5 separate regions of the Homo sapiens genome follow, and regions 1, 2, 4 and 5 are each linked to region 3. Evidence: chromatin contacts called from ENCODE Hi-C or POLR2A ChIA-PET data. All regions are on one chromosome and are shown on one strand. The core of a region is the stretch at or near the end of the contact, and the rest is flanking DNA. Distances in the headings are between cores, read along the strand shown. Region 1 overlaps NAV2 (neuron navigator 2). Region 2 has its middle 41 kb from the start of MIR4486. Region 3 holds the start of NAV2 (neuron navigator 2). Region 4 overlaps NAV2 (neuron navigator 2). Region 5 has its middle 21 kb from the start of MIR4486.

Region 1 (2,852 bases), core at 269-2,768, 120 kb before region 3:
GGAGAGAGGAAGGAAAATAAACATTAAAAGGAAAAGAAGCAGACATGGGTTCAGGTCCCGGTTCTGTAGGCTCCACAAGAGTAGGGATTTGGGTATGTTTTGTTTAATGACGTATGCCAAGTACCTACAAGAGCACTTTTGAAAGAGTGCCTTATGCAGAGAAGGAGCTTAATAAATCCAACTAACATACAGTGCCTACTACATGCCAGGCACTGACATAAACATTTTACACACGTTAACTCATTCAATCTTCATTCTATGTGGCAGAGGTTATTATTGTGTCCACTTTTCAGAGGAGAAAACTGAAGAGCAGAAAGGTAAAGTAACCTGTCCAAGGTCACAAATAAGTGGCAGAGCCAGGATTTGAGCCCAGACTAACCTATTTTACAATCCCTTTGACATCCTGCAATGCCTCTCTGAATACAAATGTGAATGTTAATCGAGTTATTCATCCCTTCCGTGGCATCCTCCTACTGACTCTAGGTTCATGCCTCTATTATGTTCTCAGTGAAAGAATTTATCTTATTTTATTTTTATTTATTTTTTCCCAAGACAGAGTCTCGTTCTGTCACCCAGCCTGGAGTGCAGTGGCGTGATCTCGGCTCACTGCAACCTCCGCCTCCCGGGTTCAAGAAATTCTCCTGCTTCAGCCTCCCAAGTAGCTGGGATTACAGGTGCATGCCACCACGCTTGGCTAATTTTTGTATTTTTAGTAGAGATGAGGCTTCACCATGTTGGCCAGGCTGGTCTCTAATTCCTGGCCTTGTGATCTGCCCACCTCAGCCTCCCAAAGTGCTAGGATTACAGGCGTGAGCCACCGCACCCGGTCCCAGATTTTAAAAGTAATCAAAACCCAAACCTAGATCTTTCCCTTGCTATCTGAATGCCTTTGGATAAGTGACTCTACTTTTCTGGGCTTCAGTTTACTCACCTGTAAAATGAGTACAATAAGGCCTGCTTCAGAAGGTCGATGTGAAGACTCAGAGTGGGACTATATGGAAGTGCCTGTCCTGATCCATGCTGGGGCTCAGGAAGTGAAGGCAATTGGGGAGAAGGGTAATAAAGAGGCGTGCTCTGGAACTGACAGAGTTGCTTTAATCTTAGCTTCTATGCTATCAATTCCCTCTGTGCCCTCTGGCCTAAGTGTTGTCATTTGCAAGATAATGATACCTACATCATTGGTATTATGAAGATGAAATGAGCTCATACATACAAAGGTCACAGAATCTGGCACATGCTAAGTGTTCAGTAAATAAAAGTTAGTAATAAAAAATTTTATTAACAGCTTCGTGAAATGGACATAACAAAATCGGCCACAGCCTCCACCCTGAATCTCCAGGATACAAATGACTCAAGGATTTCTTCCCCTTCTCACAGCCAAATTTCAAGAGTCTGGAATATCCCCTACCTGGAATAACAAAGTATGGCACAGTGTCAAAGAAAAACAAGTCAGAAACCGGCCAGGCTGGTATATAAAGCAAGGCTTCCTTCCCTAACTAGGGGATGCACCACACTGCTCTCTCAAACCCTGGAGGGATTTCCTCAGCCACGTGGGAGGGACCATGAAGTTTACAGTTTAAAGCCACGTGCACCTAAAACATCAGCTGAGTGAGAAGTGAACATCAACAAGGGCACAGCTGAGTGGGATGAGATGCTGTGCCTCAGCTCATCCCTTCTTAGATGATTAAGGTTCTTTAAAATAGACATACTGTCTCTACAACTAGGTTTCTTTGTGAGTTTGCACAACACAGCAAGAAGCCAAGGTTAAACTTATTTCAACAAGTGCACATACACACACACTGCGATTATAGAGCCACGGTGAGGCCACACAAGTATCAGGTACACTCACAAGAACTTCTACAGGATAGAGTGGTTGGAAACGGCTCTGCCAAAGTGAACTTCTCATTCTGAAACAAGAGCTCTTCTCTCAACTTTGATTTACCTACACACCAATGCCAAACGAACTTTCCTAGGGCGCAGCTCTAATCTAATTACCCGTTCAAAAAATCATCAATGGCTCCCCACTTCCCACTGAATTAAAGGCAAACTTGAGCCCAGGAGTTCAAGACCATCCTGGGCAATGTGGTGAAACCCCCTCCCTACAAAAAACACAAAAAATTAGCCGGGTGTGATGGCACGTGCCCATAGTCACAGCTACTGAGGAGGCTGACGTGGGGGGATCACCTGAGCCCTGTAGGTCAAGGCTGCAGTGAGCCGTCATGCATCATTGCACTCCAGCCTGAAAAAGGAATGAAATTCTGAAACATGTTACAACATGAATGAACCTTGAAAACGTAATTCTAAGTGAAATAAGCCAGATACAAAAGGACAATATTGCATGTTTCCACTTACAGAGGTACCTACAAGAATCAAATTCATAGAGACGAAGTAGAATAGGGGTTAAAAGGGTCTGGGCAGAGGGAGGAAAGGGAAGTTTTATGGGTACAGAGTTTTGGTTTGGGATGTTGAAAAAGTTCTGGAGATAAATAATGGTGATGGTTATATACCATTTGTTACATGAATGTACATAATGCCACTAAATTGTATATGTGAAAAATGGTTAAAATGGTAAATTTTATATCTATTTTATACCATCCCCCCCTTAAAAAATTGTTTTTAAGAGTCAAGGTCTCACTCTGTCTCCCAGGCTGGGGTGCAGTGGGGTAATCAAAGCTCACTGCAGCTTCGAACTCAGCCAGCTTCCCTGACTCAAATGATCATCCTGCTTCAGCCTCCCGAGTAGCTGGGACTACAGATGGTGCCATCACGCCCAGCTCATTGTTGATTCCCTCCCCACCCTCCCCTTCCTCCCCTTGGTAGAGACGGGATTCCGCTCTACTACCTAGGCTTGT
Region 2 (2,863 bases), core at 29-2,528, 96 kb after region 3:
ATGCAGGGGTAGGAGAAGGTGAAAAGTCCTCCCTCCCAGATCATTGTTGTACTGCTTCTTTTCATTCAGGTTTCAACCAAAACTGTCTCCTCAGGGAGGCCATTCCTGGGACCACCTTACCTAAGTGGTACCCTCACACTTTACCATGCACTTCTTATCACACCTACCATATTTAATCTTCTTCATAGCACTTACTGCCTGGAAATTAGCTAATGTGGATTTTCTTGATTCATGTGTCTCTCTCCATGAGAGTGGAAGTCCCTTGAAGGCAGGCCTGTGTCTGTCCTCTTTAGTACAGAATCCTCAAAGCAGAGCAGCAAGCAGCCTGTTATCCCCCCATTACCAGACAGTTAATAGCTGATATACCCACAGAGGGCTGATTACTGGCTTATAAACCTGTTGGGAAGGAAGGTGTATGCTTTCTGCAGAATTCCAACCTACCCCTACTCCAGCTGCCAACATCCTCCTAAGATGTCCTCCTAACACCCACCTAACTAGGGCATGAGAAATTACCCTCAAGTTATAGGAAGCTAAAAGAAACCATTTTCAAAGATACATCCTTTCCCTGACCCTGCTGCCTCTCAACTAGGTCATCAGAAATAAATAGCCCTTTTCCTAGAAAGAAAAGAAACATGTGGTGTTGCCCTGCTGCTCCAGTCAGAAATCTGTATTACCTAGACTTCTAGGGAGAAAATAGGGGAAAAAAGGAGAGAACAAGCTAGGTACTTGACACAGATTTTATCATTTAGGCCCCCAAATGAGCCTGCAATGTAACGTTATGAGACCCATGTTATAGATGAGGAGACTGCGGCTCAGAGGGTAAGTAATTTTCCCTGTCTTAGTATTAAATGATGAGTACATGGCAAAGGCAGAATTCTATCTTAGGTCTGCCTGACACCAAAGCCTCATGCTCTTTCTACATCTCTATGCTAACCCCTCAGCCTCAATTCAGCATAAAAACCTATTCTGAGGACTGAAAAGAACCAGGAAAAGGAAAAAGGAACCCATCTTGATAGGGCTGGGGTTTGCTGAGAGCCCTCTCACCACTTATGCCAGAGGAGCCATCCTAGGCCTAGTGTCACCCAAGCAGAAGCATTGTGCTCCTTGGTCTCAGGGCATGCAGGACAGCCCTGTCCTCCCCATCATCAGGGCACGTGGAGCAACCCTGGGGGCCAGCTCGCCAGCCTGGGTGCTCCACAGGGAGTCTCCAGCTGCCTGCCTGACTGCCTTCCAGACTAAACATTCCCTCTCCCAACTCTCCCTGCTCCGCGGGAGCAAAGTGTCCTAGGAGAGTCTCAACAACAGAAGTGAAGGATAGTTTATGTGTGTCTATGGACACCCTTGGGAGAAAGGCGGGCATATACCCAGGCTTACAAACAGGCTGCAATACACACACATAGGGGAGGCCAGCCCAGAGAGCCACAGATCATGCGCGCGCACACACACACACACACACACACACACACACAGTCAGAAGCAAAAATGGTTATCTCTGAACACTGATAATGAGAGGTGGGCCCACATTAAATTACAAACACAGAAATACTCAGCATGGTGTGCCCTGGACTTCTGGACTCCAAGAAGGACATGTAGGCCTAAATGTGAATACACATTCATACAGTCTACGGGGCTCTATTTTGGAAAAAAGGAAAGAAAAAAAAAACCCCGTGAATGTTTCCACTGTGTGCTGCTTGTAAAAATTCTGCACCCTGGAGCAATGCCCCTGAGCTGTGTGGCTGTGTGTGGGCTGTCAGATAAAGTGGACATCATGAAAACAAACAGCTCTGAGAGCATGATGATGGGGAGGCAGCGCTCTGCTTACAGGGTTAGGGGTAGGGGCTGGCTACAGGTCAGGATCCCCCCAACAGTGGACTCAGACGGAGCTGATGGGCTTACTGCTTCAGTTTTCTGAAAAATAAAACAAGCCTACCCTATGTGGTTGCTTTGCTAAGATTCAGTGTAATGAGAATTTGAAGCAGGAGCAGGGTGCTAGCACATCACACGCTCTCAATAAATGGAGGCTGCTACGATTAAGCTCACAATTCCTCTGGTAATAAGGGGACATGAATCATTTCATCGCCATCTTCAATGCTTCCCCTTTTAGAGCTGATTCATTATGGCTCAGAAATATTATTACTAAAAATGCATTTCATATATGTGTATATGTATATAATGAATGTCTAGCACTGAGCGCCTAGCCACTGTTTTGCATTTATTATTGTTACTAAAAATGCATTTTATATATGTGTATATGGGTGTATATGTATATATACATATACGAAATGCATTTTTAGTAACAATAATAAACGCAAAACAGTGGTGAGGCACTCTGTTAGACATTGCCTAAGACATTACGTATAACTTACTTGGCTTTTACAACAACCATATGAGGACATACTATTATTATCCCCATTTTACAAATAAGGAAATAGAGGCTCAGAGGAGTTCAGCAAGTTTTAAGTCAAACCATTAGTAAATAGAGGAGTTTGAATATGAACATAAATCCATTTAAGTGTGAAAAACTCTGGTCATTATATATATATCATATGTATGATATATACAGTATATTTTTACATATTTTAGTATATTATATATACATCTGTATATTTAATATACATATTTGTTATTGTTGGAAGTCAGCCTGAGTAGGTGAGTAGGCACTAGTGAGCCCAGACTCTCAGGCAATAGGTATAAAGTACCCATTCTGAGCTTCCTTCAGTTTGGGGCAGGCAGCCATCTGTTGACTCCATCATGACCCCTCTCTTGGGCATAATTTTGAGCATGAAGTAATAGCACTGGGGGTGGGACAGAAGTCACAAAGAAGAGTACCATGTTGGGTAGTAAAAATGAAAGTTTATGGTGG
Region 3 (2,887 bases), core at 219-2,718:
CTTGGGGCCAAGACCTCAACATGCAGGACCTCACATTTCCAGCGATGCACACGTTTTTTGAGAACATCCCGACCTTTCCTCCTCCCCAGGAAGATGCTGCAGACGTGCCCGCCATCCCAGGTCTCGAAGAGCTCTTAAGGCAAACCTCCGGCACCCGGGCCACACCCACCGGCCGGCCCACTCTCCTCGCGCATCCCCCAACCTGCCGGCCTAAGGGGAATGGTTCCCTTCCCTGGCCACATGGTAGACCCTTCTCCCATCCAGCCCTTTCTCCCACACCATCCCGAAAGAACTATTCATCCATCCTTCCAGAACAGTACCCCGGCAAACGGCATCTCTCACCTGGGTATCGAACCCGTTTTCCACCGAGCCGCTCTTCCGCAGCGGGAGCCCCTCCCCCGCTGGCTCCTGCAGCCCCTGCAGCACCTGCGATTTCAGGGGGATCTGGCTAGGATAGGTGGTCTTGCTCACCTCCACCTTGCTTCCCAACTTCAGGTAGCAGGGCTGGGGGCCCGCCCGGGCCGGGGGCACGTGCAGGATGGGCGCGGCGCTGTGCACGGGTTTGGGCAGTCCCGACTTCATTTTGGAGGCGACCAGGATGGCCGGCATCTTCTCCCGGGGCTTGGGCTTTCCCAGCACGTCCCTGGCAGCGGCGGCGGGGGCGACCGCTAAAGGCAGCGCGGGTAGCAGAGCAGGCGCCGGGCCTTAGCCCACGAGGCGCCCACCACCAGCGGCTAAAAAAAAAATCCCCAGGTCGGGGAACTCGAAGCAATCGGGCGAGCGCGCCTTTGGGGTGCCGGGATGGGAATGGGGGACTGGCCACGGCGCTCAGCGGGTCCCACCTGGACGGATGCTGCCGCCGGGTCTCACACCTCTCCTGGGTGGCCTTTCAAGAGCTCTGGGCGCTCAGGGGCTGCCGCCTCTTGCAAATTTCCTCCTGGGAAACAGAGGCTTGGACGCCCATATTAACTTGTCACTGCATCTCCGAAGTGAGGAGGCCCCTTTGGAAGAGACAGAGGCGGCGGCGACCCACGAGTCCCGTTCCGGAGGCTACGGGTCTGAGCCGGCGAGAGAAAGAGCGAGCAGCCAAGGAAGGAAAGGAGACAGCAGCGAAGGAAGGAGAGAAGAAGGGCGCAAGGGTCCCAAGACGTCTCCACCGAGAGGCAGCTGCCACCCTGCTCGCGAGCACCGCAGTGTCACCCGCGACGCAGCAGAGGTGCGGCAAGAGCCCCCGAAAGGTCTCTCTTGGGGTGACAGTCACCGCTGCCCAGAAGGCCCCCGGACTGAGAGCACCTTAGCGCCTGCGGGTCTGCACATGCTCCGTGAGCTAGATAGAGGCAAGGCTGTGGCCGTGGGGCGCGGGCGCCGGGACGCGCGGCTGGCGGGCCGGGCAGGGCTGCGCTCGGGAGCGGCCGCCGCGCTTCCCGGGAAGGCTGCGCTGGCTGCGGGGCTCAGCGCAGGGGAGGACAGGCTGCTGCCGGCGCTGCTGCGGCGCGCGCTGACAGCCGGGGCCGCCCCGGCGCGCCCATTGGTCCACGGTGCGCCAATCAGCGGCCGCGGGTCTCACTGCAAAGAGGGTGTGGCCTAAACTCTGGCCGCCGCCGAAACTCTGGGGCCGCGCTTGGCCGCGAGTACAAAGCGGGCTGGTGGCCGCTTTGCGGCACTGCCCCGGCCGCGCGCCTCCCGGGGGGCCCACACCCCTGCGTTCCTGAAACCCTTCTTTTGAAAAATGCCCTTTCGAACGCAACCGTCCGCCCCAGAGCCACGCGGGCACGGCTCGAGGGAAGTTTGTTTCCTTTTTCAAATTGCTCCGGTCACCTTAACGGTTTGAGTCTTCCGGAGTCACGCCCGCAGCCTCGCTGCCCCCATCTGGCTTGGGCAGGGCCGAAGCTCGTCTCCCGCTTTAAGAGCGCGCCAGCCATTTCTCTGCCTGCTCTTCCAGGCCGGCTGGGCGGGGGGCCTCCCAACGGCTTCCTCTCCAGTTTTCAAAGGCTGCACATTTCACTTAACTATTTGAAGTATTTATAGGCAAATACAATACGCAGGGAAGCTTCCCGCCCCGAGACAGCTCCTCCACGCAACCTACCACAGACTCTGTAATTAGAGTGGCCTGAAGAAGCCGGGAGAGGCTCCATGACCCCGGCAGGCTCTGGCCAAACCTTGCTGCGTTTCATGGAGCCCCTCCCTGTCCGCGCCTGGGACGCACTGGCCCCAACAGGTTCCTCGACTCGAATTCGCTGTTTGGGTTGCTCTGTGGTTTCCTCGCTGACTGAAAGTGGATGAGAATAAGAAGGAAACTGAGAGATGATCAGGCAGGCCAGCCTTCGCGATTTATGAATGAGGAGCCTCCCACCCTGTAGAACTGCTTGGATTAGAAGTGGGCAAGTTATTTAAGCTTACATGCATGCTTATAAAGCTTCTGTTTTCACATGTAGTAAGGTGGAGGCTTGACGACATTTACCTAATGAGCTGTTGTTTGGATTAAATGAGATGGTTGGTGCATGGCAGTCATTTAGCACAAGTACCTGGCAATGTAAGAGACCAATAAAAGCTGGGCTTTATTTTCCCTGTTGTTAAATTACTGCTGCTTTCCCCCAAAGTCATCTCTGTTTATAAACTATTTGTCTTTCTTCTTTGTTTCCAGGACACTTTGTGCCCACCCTATAGCCTGATCTTCAGTGCTGATAGCATTGATTTAGAATAACTCAGATGCTATTAACTCTGTCCCCCTGGAATTCATGTTAAACCCGTAATCCCCAGTGTGATGGTATTAGGAGGTGGGGAACTTTAGGAGGTAATAAGGTCAAGACAGTGGAGCCCTCATGATAGGATTAGCACTCTTATTAGAAGAGACAGGAGAGAGATGCTTTCTTACTGCCTTGTGAGG
Region 4 (2,704 bases), core at 165-2,664, 78 kb before region 3:
AACCAGAGCCTGCATCCAGGCAGAGTCTGAGTGAGTTCTGTAATTGCTGGCAGGTTTGCAGAGAAGGCCTTTTCCTCCCAGCTTCCTCAAACAGCAGCAGTGTCACAGCAGCAAGGAGGAATAGAGGTTTTCTCTTTCCCTCTGGAAGCGTGAGGTGCATACAGTTAGGACACGGATCTTCAATGGGCTCAGAAAAACCATTCTCATTTACCAAGAGTGCTCTCCCCTGCAGCAGACCAGGGTGTCAGGCTTGGTACGAGGAGCCAATGGGCTGGCCAAATCCTTCGGAGGGCAGGAGGAGGGGGCAATGCCCCCCACTACTTAGAACAAAATCCCCCTGGCAGTGAGAGCTTTGACTTCCAGAAGAAATTATGGGAGAAGGGAGAGGCAAAGGGACCCATGACAGGAAGGAATGTCACTGGCACAGAGCTCCTAAAGCCTGGGACCTGGACCTAAGTATATGTGTGTTGGAGAGACATGCAGAAAAGAGGATCTCCTGTCAGTCTCTAAATTTAATTACCTCCCACCACCACTTTGGTATATAAATTGCCATGCATGTATATAACGGTATATAAACTGTCACACATGTGCAGAACAATCACCCTTCTCTCCCCCACCATGCCCAGGACAGTCCTCTCATGGGGGCCCAGCATTGGTGCTGCACAGAGATGGTGGAAGAAACTGAACATTGCAAAGCATCTCCTGGGGCCAGGCACTCTGTTAGCACCTATGCTCACACATGTCTACCATATAGCCCCTCTAAAAATCATCTTAGGTGGAGAGGAATGACCATCTCCACACTACAGCGGAGTGAATGAGGCCCAGAGCCATGTAAGCAGTGCTTGGCAAAGCTGAAATTTGAATAAGTCCTATGCTTTCCCCACACCTTGCTGCCTTCCTCTCCTGCCAGGCTTTCTTCTGGGGAGACTGAGTGCCCGCTCTCTGGATGGTTATGGCCTGAGATTCCAACCCAAACACTCGGCTTGCCCCAAGTGCTTACCAAGCTTGAGAAAGGCAACCAGTCACAGATGTTCTCACATGGAACTAACTCTTTTTAGGGAGGGAAGAACTCTGCAGCACCCCAACTCTGCTACCAAGTGTATTTACCAACAGCAATGGGATGAGGTCTCTCTCATGTGCAGATTAAGATGCTCCTTTGAACAGCTCTCAGGCACAGCTTCTTCCTGTCATGCCAGCGTGTGCTCCCCAGGGGCTCCACACCTGGGCCAGGAAAGGAAAGGAACTTGGCGGGCTTGACGTGTTCAGAGGCCCCAGCAGATTGGTGGGTGCAGTACAAGGGGCGGGCTGGATAGGGAAGGGGAGGAGCTCAAAGATGCGGTTCCAACGCCTTGCCCTCTTGCCATTTGGCAGCTGGTGAGGTGGTAATGGTTAACCTGGGAAGGTGCTCCATCCTCCTCTGCTGTCCTTGATGTGAGTGATGTCCACGTGGGCAGGACTTGTCTGCAACCAGGGCCTGGCACAGTTCCTGGCCGAGAATGGTTAAGGGTATAGTTTTCAAGCCAGATTGTTCTGGGTTTGAAATTGTGGCTTTCCCTCTTACTAACTAACTCTGGGTAAATTATCACCTTCTGAGACTTAGTTTCCTTATCTATCATATTAGGATAATAATAGTACTTACATCACAGGGACTGTTGTGCAGACAAATTACATAATGTGTGTAAAGGCACAGAACAGTGATTGCCACCTAGTAAGTGCCCAATAAATGCTAACAAATAAAAAAAAAAAAAACAAGCAATATTCCTTTTAAGTGAAAAGTAATTGAAGCTGCAGTTCTTCCCTGGAAGTGGCAGCAGATCCAGCCCTAATATTCCCCCCTTTTGCAAACAGAAAGGAACAACTGTTAGCGACTTGGTGTTGCATGATGTGCTGGTTGCCTCACACCTTGGGGGGCAGTAAAAGATGTGACCATTTACTCAGAGCCTACTATACAGGCAGGTAGGTGCCTCATACACATAATCTCTAATCTATTCAACAATTCTGATGAACCAGAGTTACTCTTACAGAGGAGGAATCATAGTCTCAGACATATCAAATAACTTGTCCTGGGTCACACAGCTAATAAGCAGCAGTTTCACAACAATGAAAGCAACATTTACACAGCCCTTATGCTGTGTAAGGAATTGCTCTGAGCCCTTTCTGTGCTTACTGTACTACCCTATCTCTAAGAATAAAAACTCGTGGGTGCTGAGGACACTCTTCTAATAAGAGACAACTGTGTTGGAACAAAAAATGCCCTGGGCTGGAAGTCAGAGACTTTGGGCTGTGACCTTAAGCAAATCACTTTCCCTCTCTGGATGTCAGTTGGCCCGAGTATAAAAGGATTGGTTTGGACTAGAACTCTGTCTTGAAAACTTGCAGTTCTAACAGTATATGGTTCTCTGAATTGGGCTTTCCTCCTTCCAGAGGAAGACCATGAAATCCATGAAAATGTGGGCTGAGGTTACTGACCAGGCCCTTCCTCAAACGGCCAAAGCACGTCTAATGGAAGGGACAGCATGCAGCCGGGAGCATGAGAGCCGCCCACAAGATAGCATCCGAGGCTGGGAAATCCTGGGCAATTTACCAGATCCTTGGTTTTTCCCCCTTGGCAAAGAGAGGGAAATAACTTGCCTTAGCGGGTTGCTTTGAGGTCATAAAAATGGTCATAAAGCATTTTCCCAGATTCAAAGTCCGGGTTTCAAAA
Region 5 (2,700 bases), core at 1-2,500, 120 kb after region 3:
TAGACTTCCGCAGCTTGGGCATGAAGCTGGAATTAAAACAGAGACAAAGGTCCACTATCAGTAATTATTTCTGAAGTAACAAGCAACTAATTGGGACTTACTGTTATTAAAAACCTATACGGCAGGCAGTAATTAAACTGCAGCTAATGAGAATTTCTGCACCAGGCTCTGCAGCCACCACATGGCTATTCTCCTCATCCTGGGTGGAAGGGACTGTTGTTGGAGGAAATAAATGGCTTCTTCATAGCCCTCCAAGAGATATTAGTCATATTGGAGATTTCTGCCCCAGGGAAGTCAGTAGTAAGATGGGGCAGCGAGGCAAGACAAGGCATAAATATGAGAAGCCCAGGAACACATGGAGGTTTCTAGATTGGCTGCTATTATCCTCTGGATGGTGACATCATGCCTCTGGGAAATGGCTGTGGGATACTGTCAAGTCAGTAGGAAAACAGCTGAATCAACTCTTTCATAAATAGATTTATTGAGCACTTCTTATGTGTTAGGAGCTCTGGGAGATGCATTTATATACATTATTTCATTTACTCTTCCTAACAGCCTGAGGAAGGAAGTACCACTAGGCCCTGTTTTACAGATAAGGAAACTTGGCTCAGAGAGACAAAGTCACCTATGGAAACTCACCTGGTTGCTGAGCAGAGTGAAGCCAGAGTTGGATCCAGAAGGAAGGAAAAACTTGGAGTCACATTCTTGCATGCAATACAGCAAAGGGAGGCAGTTGGTGGAGTCAGGGGGGCCAGCTAGGTGTGGCCACCTTCTAGCCTCCTGGTGAGCTTGTTTAGCTACCAAAACATTCTGTGCCTCCGTTTCTGCATCTGCAGAGTGGGGATAGTTATACCTACCTACTGGGTTTGCCGTAAAGACGAACAGCCTGCAGATGAAGTGTTTAGCCCAGGGCTTGGTGCATGGTAAACACTCAATAAAGTCCAGTTGTTATTCTAGGTGCTCTACAGATGCTCTCGGAAGTAGTGCCATCATTTGCTGAAACTCATTGTCTGAGCATGGCAGAGGTTTTGTAATAATGAAAGCTGTGGAAGTCTCAGCAAACAGTGTCTGTCTGCCTGTGTCCCTTGGGAAGGGGGCAGACAAACCCAGCGAGCTGGTTCTGCTCTGAGGCCACTGCCCTGGTGTCCGGGGCAGTGGGAGGCTGGCCAAGCTCCCAGACAGCCTGTCTCGGGCCTGGAGCACAGAGCCGTTGCCTCACCAGCTTGTAATGAACTGCGTCTCCATCCTGATTAGGGGAACAATCCTCACACAGAGAGACTCAGGGGAAGGAAATGACAACGTTGTGGGGACAGGGTATAACCTCACCTCCCAAGGAGGAGCTGGCTTCTGGGGAGCCGGTGAATTGAAGGTCACAGCCCAAGATGGTGCCCATCCCCAGGGAGGAGGCTGAGCAGATTCCACTAGGGCAAGTCTAGGATTTAAGAAATGTGCTAGGTTCAGCCAGGCCTCTGTATGCAAGCCTAGAAGGTAGCAGCTCATAGGCTCTGGTTTGCCAGAAAGGGCACACAAGGAAACCAGCCTTCCCTGGGCACCTACCCCATATCATTCCCCATGCCAGCCTTATGACATCAACATTGTCCTATAAAATAGAATTTTAGAGCACTGTCTTTTCCAAAACCGTGGGTTGCAGCCCATTACTGGGTTATGAAAACAATTTAGTGGGTGACTAATACCATTTTTAAAATAACGTGATTAATAAAAAAAACAGAAAATTTCAGAGTGCACTGCACGTGGTACAGATGAGTATTGTTTTAGGAATCTTTTATTTATTTAGTGTAAGTGTGTTTGGGAGCGGAATTGTGATATAAAATACATTTTTTACTGAGAATTATGGTCAAAACTTCTCGAAAGAATGCAGGCTCTGGCCAGGCATGGTGGCTTATGCCTGTAATCCCAGCACTTTGGGAGACCAAGGCAGGGGGACTGCTTAAGTCCAGATGTTTGAGACCAGCCTGGGCAACATAGTGAGACCCCATCACTAAAAAAAAAATTTTTTTTTTTTAATTAGCCTTCATGGTGGTGTGTCTGTGGTCCCAGCTACTCGGGAGGCTCTGAGGTGGGAGAATCACTTGAGCTTGGGTGGTTGAGGCTACAGTGAGTCATGATCGTGCCATTGCACTCCAGCCTGGGCAACAGAGTGAGATCCTGTCTCAAAAAATAAAAATAAAAAAAGAATGCAGGCTCTGAAATCAGACTGACTGGAGAACCTTGATCAAGTTGTAAAACCCCTCTGTGTCTCAGTTTCCTCATCTATAAAATGGGGATAATAATAGAACATTTCATAGTGTTGTTGCATGAAGTAAATGAGTTAATATTATAAAGTGCTTAAAGTGGTGTAGCAGACACTGCTAGCATTCATCAATTTCCCCTCAGCCAATCTCAAAGCCCCATACAGATAGTTCAGTTCCTTGTATGTGCCAATGCCTTCCTGAGTCTTTCTCCTGAGGATGCTCCCTGGTCATGGTTACATGCTTAGCCCAAGGACAGGGCAGGTCAAAGGTGTGGTGGAATGAATGCCCCAGGAGTGACCCTCCACCAATAAGGACTGGAAGATGGTGGATAAACACAGCAGTGGAGATTCTGAGGTGTGTTTCTCAGTCTCTAAGAGGATGTCCAGTGGGACTGAGCCCCCATTGCCCACCAAAATGACTCCTCCCCATCTCACTTCCCTGTTCTCTC

The links. A loop is a pair of places that touch in the nucleus more often than their neighbours do. ChIA-PET counts read pairs that join two places held with the same protein, here RNA polymerase II (POLR2A). Pooled maps may share reads with other maps.
Region 1: a loop to region 3 is called in a pooled map, with 2.5 times the contacts of the local background. The contact joins the enhancer-like site here to the promoter of NAV2 in region 3. A Hi-C loop is called at or near these places in 2 of 50 pooled maps. POLR2A ChIA-PET finds 5 or more read pairs at or near these places in 2 of 52 experiments (RWPE1 and SK-N-SH).
Region 2: a map of sigmoid colon shows a loop between it and region 3 (8-fold over the local background). The contact joins the enhancer-like site here to the promoter of NAV2 in region 3. A Hi-C loop is called at or near these places in 9 of 168 maps with a recorded cell type or tissue (MCF 10A, Right ventricle myocardium inferior, endothelial cell of umbilical vein and 6 more) and 9 of 50 pooled maps. POLR2A ChIA-PET finds 5 or more read pairs at or near these places in 2 of 52 experiments (MCF 10A and PC-3).
Region 4: a pooled map shows a loop between it and region 3 (2.7-fold over the local background). The contact joins the enhancer-like site here to the promoter of NAV2 in region 3. A Hi-C loop is called at or near these places in 1 of 37 single-sample maps with no recorded cell type and 4 of 50 pooled maps. POLR2A ChIA-PET finds 5 or more read pairs at or near these places in 4 of 52 experiments (B cell, Caco-2, GM12878 and 1 more).
Region 5: a map of endothelial cell of umbilical vein shows a loop between it and region 3 (10-fold over the local background). The contact joins the enhancer-like site here to the promoter of NAV2 in region 3. A Hi-C loop is called at or near these places in 10 of 168 maps with a recorded cell type or tissue (MCF 10A, PC-3, aorta and 6 more) and 8 of 50 pooled maps. POLR2A ChIA-PET finds 5 or more read pairs at or near these places in 6 of 52 experiments (AG04449, AG04450, PC-3 and 3 more).

Annotation. Positions count from the first base shown.
Region 1 is chr11:19,827,922-19,830,773 of GRCh38, reverse strand. The region is part of intron 1 of NAV2 (neuron navigator 2); the gene reads right to left. Among named protein-coding and RNA genes, the nearest start is that of MIR4694, 69 kb to the right of the region's middle. Within about 2 kb of position 1,518, at least 5 of the 41 ENCODE cell types and tissues checked have a DNase peak (open chromatin) inside an H3K27ac peak, as active enhancers do.
Region 2 is chr11:19,614,911-19,617,773 of GRCh38, reverse strand. It overlaps a transcript of NAV2 not described here. Among named protein-coding and RNA genes, the nearest start is that of MIR4486, 41 kb to the right of the region's middle. Within about 2 kb of position 1,278, at least 5 of the 41 ENCODE cell types and tissues checked have a DNase peak (open chromatin) inside an H3K27ac peak, as active enhancers do.
Region 3 is chr11:19,711,418-19,714,304 of GRCh38, reverse strand. It overlaps NAV2 (neuron navigator 2), which reads right to left and starts at 1,468. Exons shown (of 38, transcript NM_145117.5): 1 at 343-1,468. The coding sequence starts at 609. LEISA1 (lncRNA enhancing IL-6/STAT3 signaling activation 1) reads left to right here. Exons shown (of 1, transcript NR_015384.2): 1 at 1-2,887. RefSeq lists silencers at 1,400-1,593, 1,234-1,763.
Region 4 is chr11:19,789,946-19,792,649 of GRCh38, reverse strand. All of the region lies in intron 1 of NAV2 (neuron navigator 2), which reads right to left. Among named protein-coding and RNA genes, the nearest start is that of MIR4694, 31 kb to the right of the region's middle. Within about 2 kb of position 1,414, at least 2 of the 41 ENCODE cell types and tissues checked have a DNase peak (open chromatin) inside an H3K27ac peak, as active enhancers do.
Region 5 is chr11:19,595,046-19,597,745 of GRCh38, reverse strand. It overlaps a transcript of NAV2 not described here. Among named protein-coding and RNA genes, the nearest start is that of MIR4486, 21 kb to the right of the region's middle. Within about 2 kb of position 1,250, at least 17 of the 41 ENCODE cell types and tissues checked have a DNase peak (open chromatin) inside an H3K27ac peak, as active enhancers do; they include PC-3, ascending aorta, endothelial cell of umbilical vein and 1 more, where a contact is called at or near this core.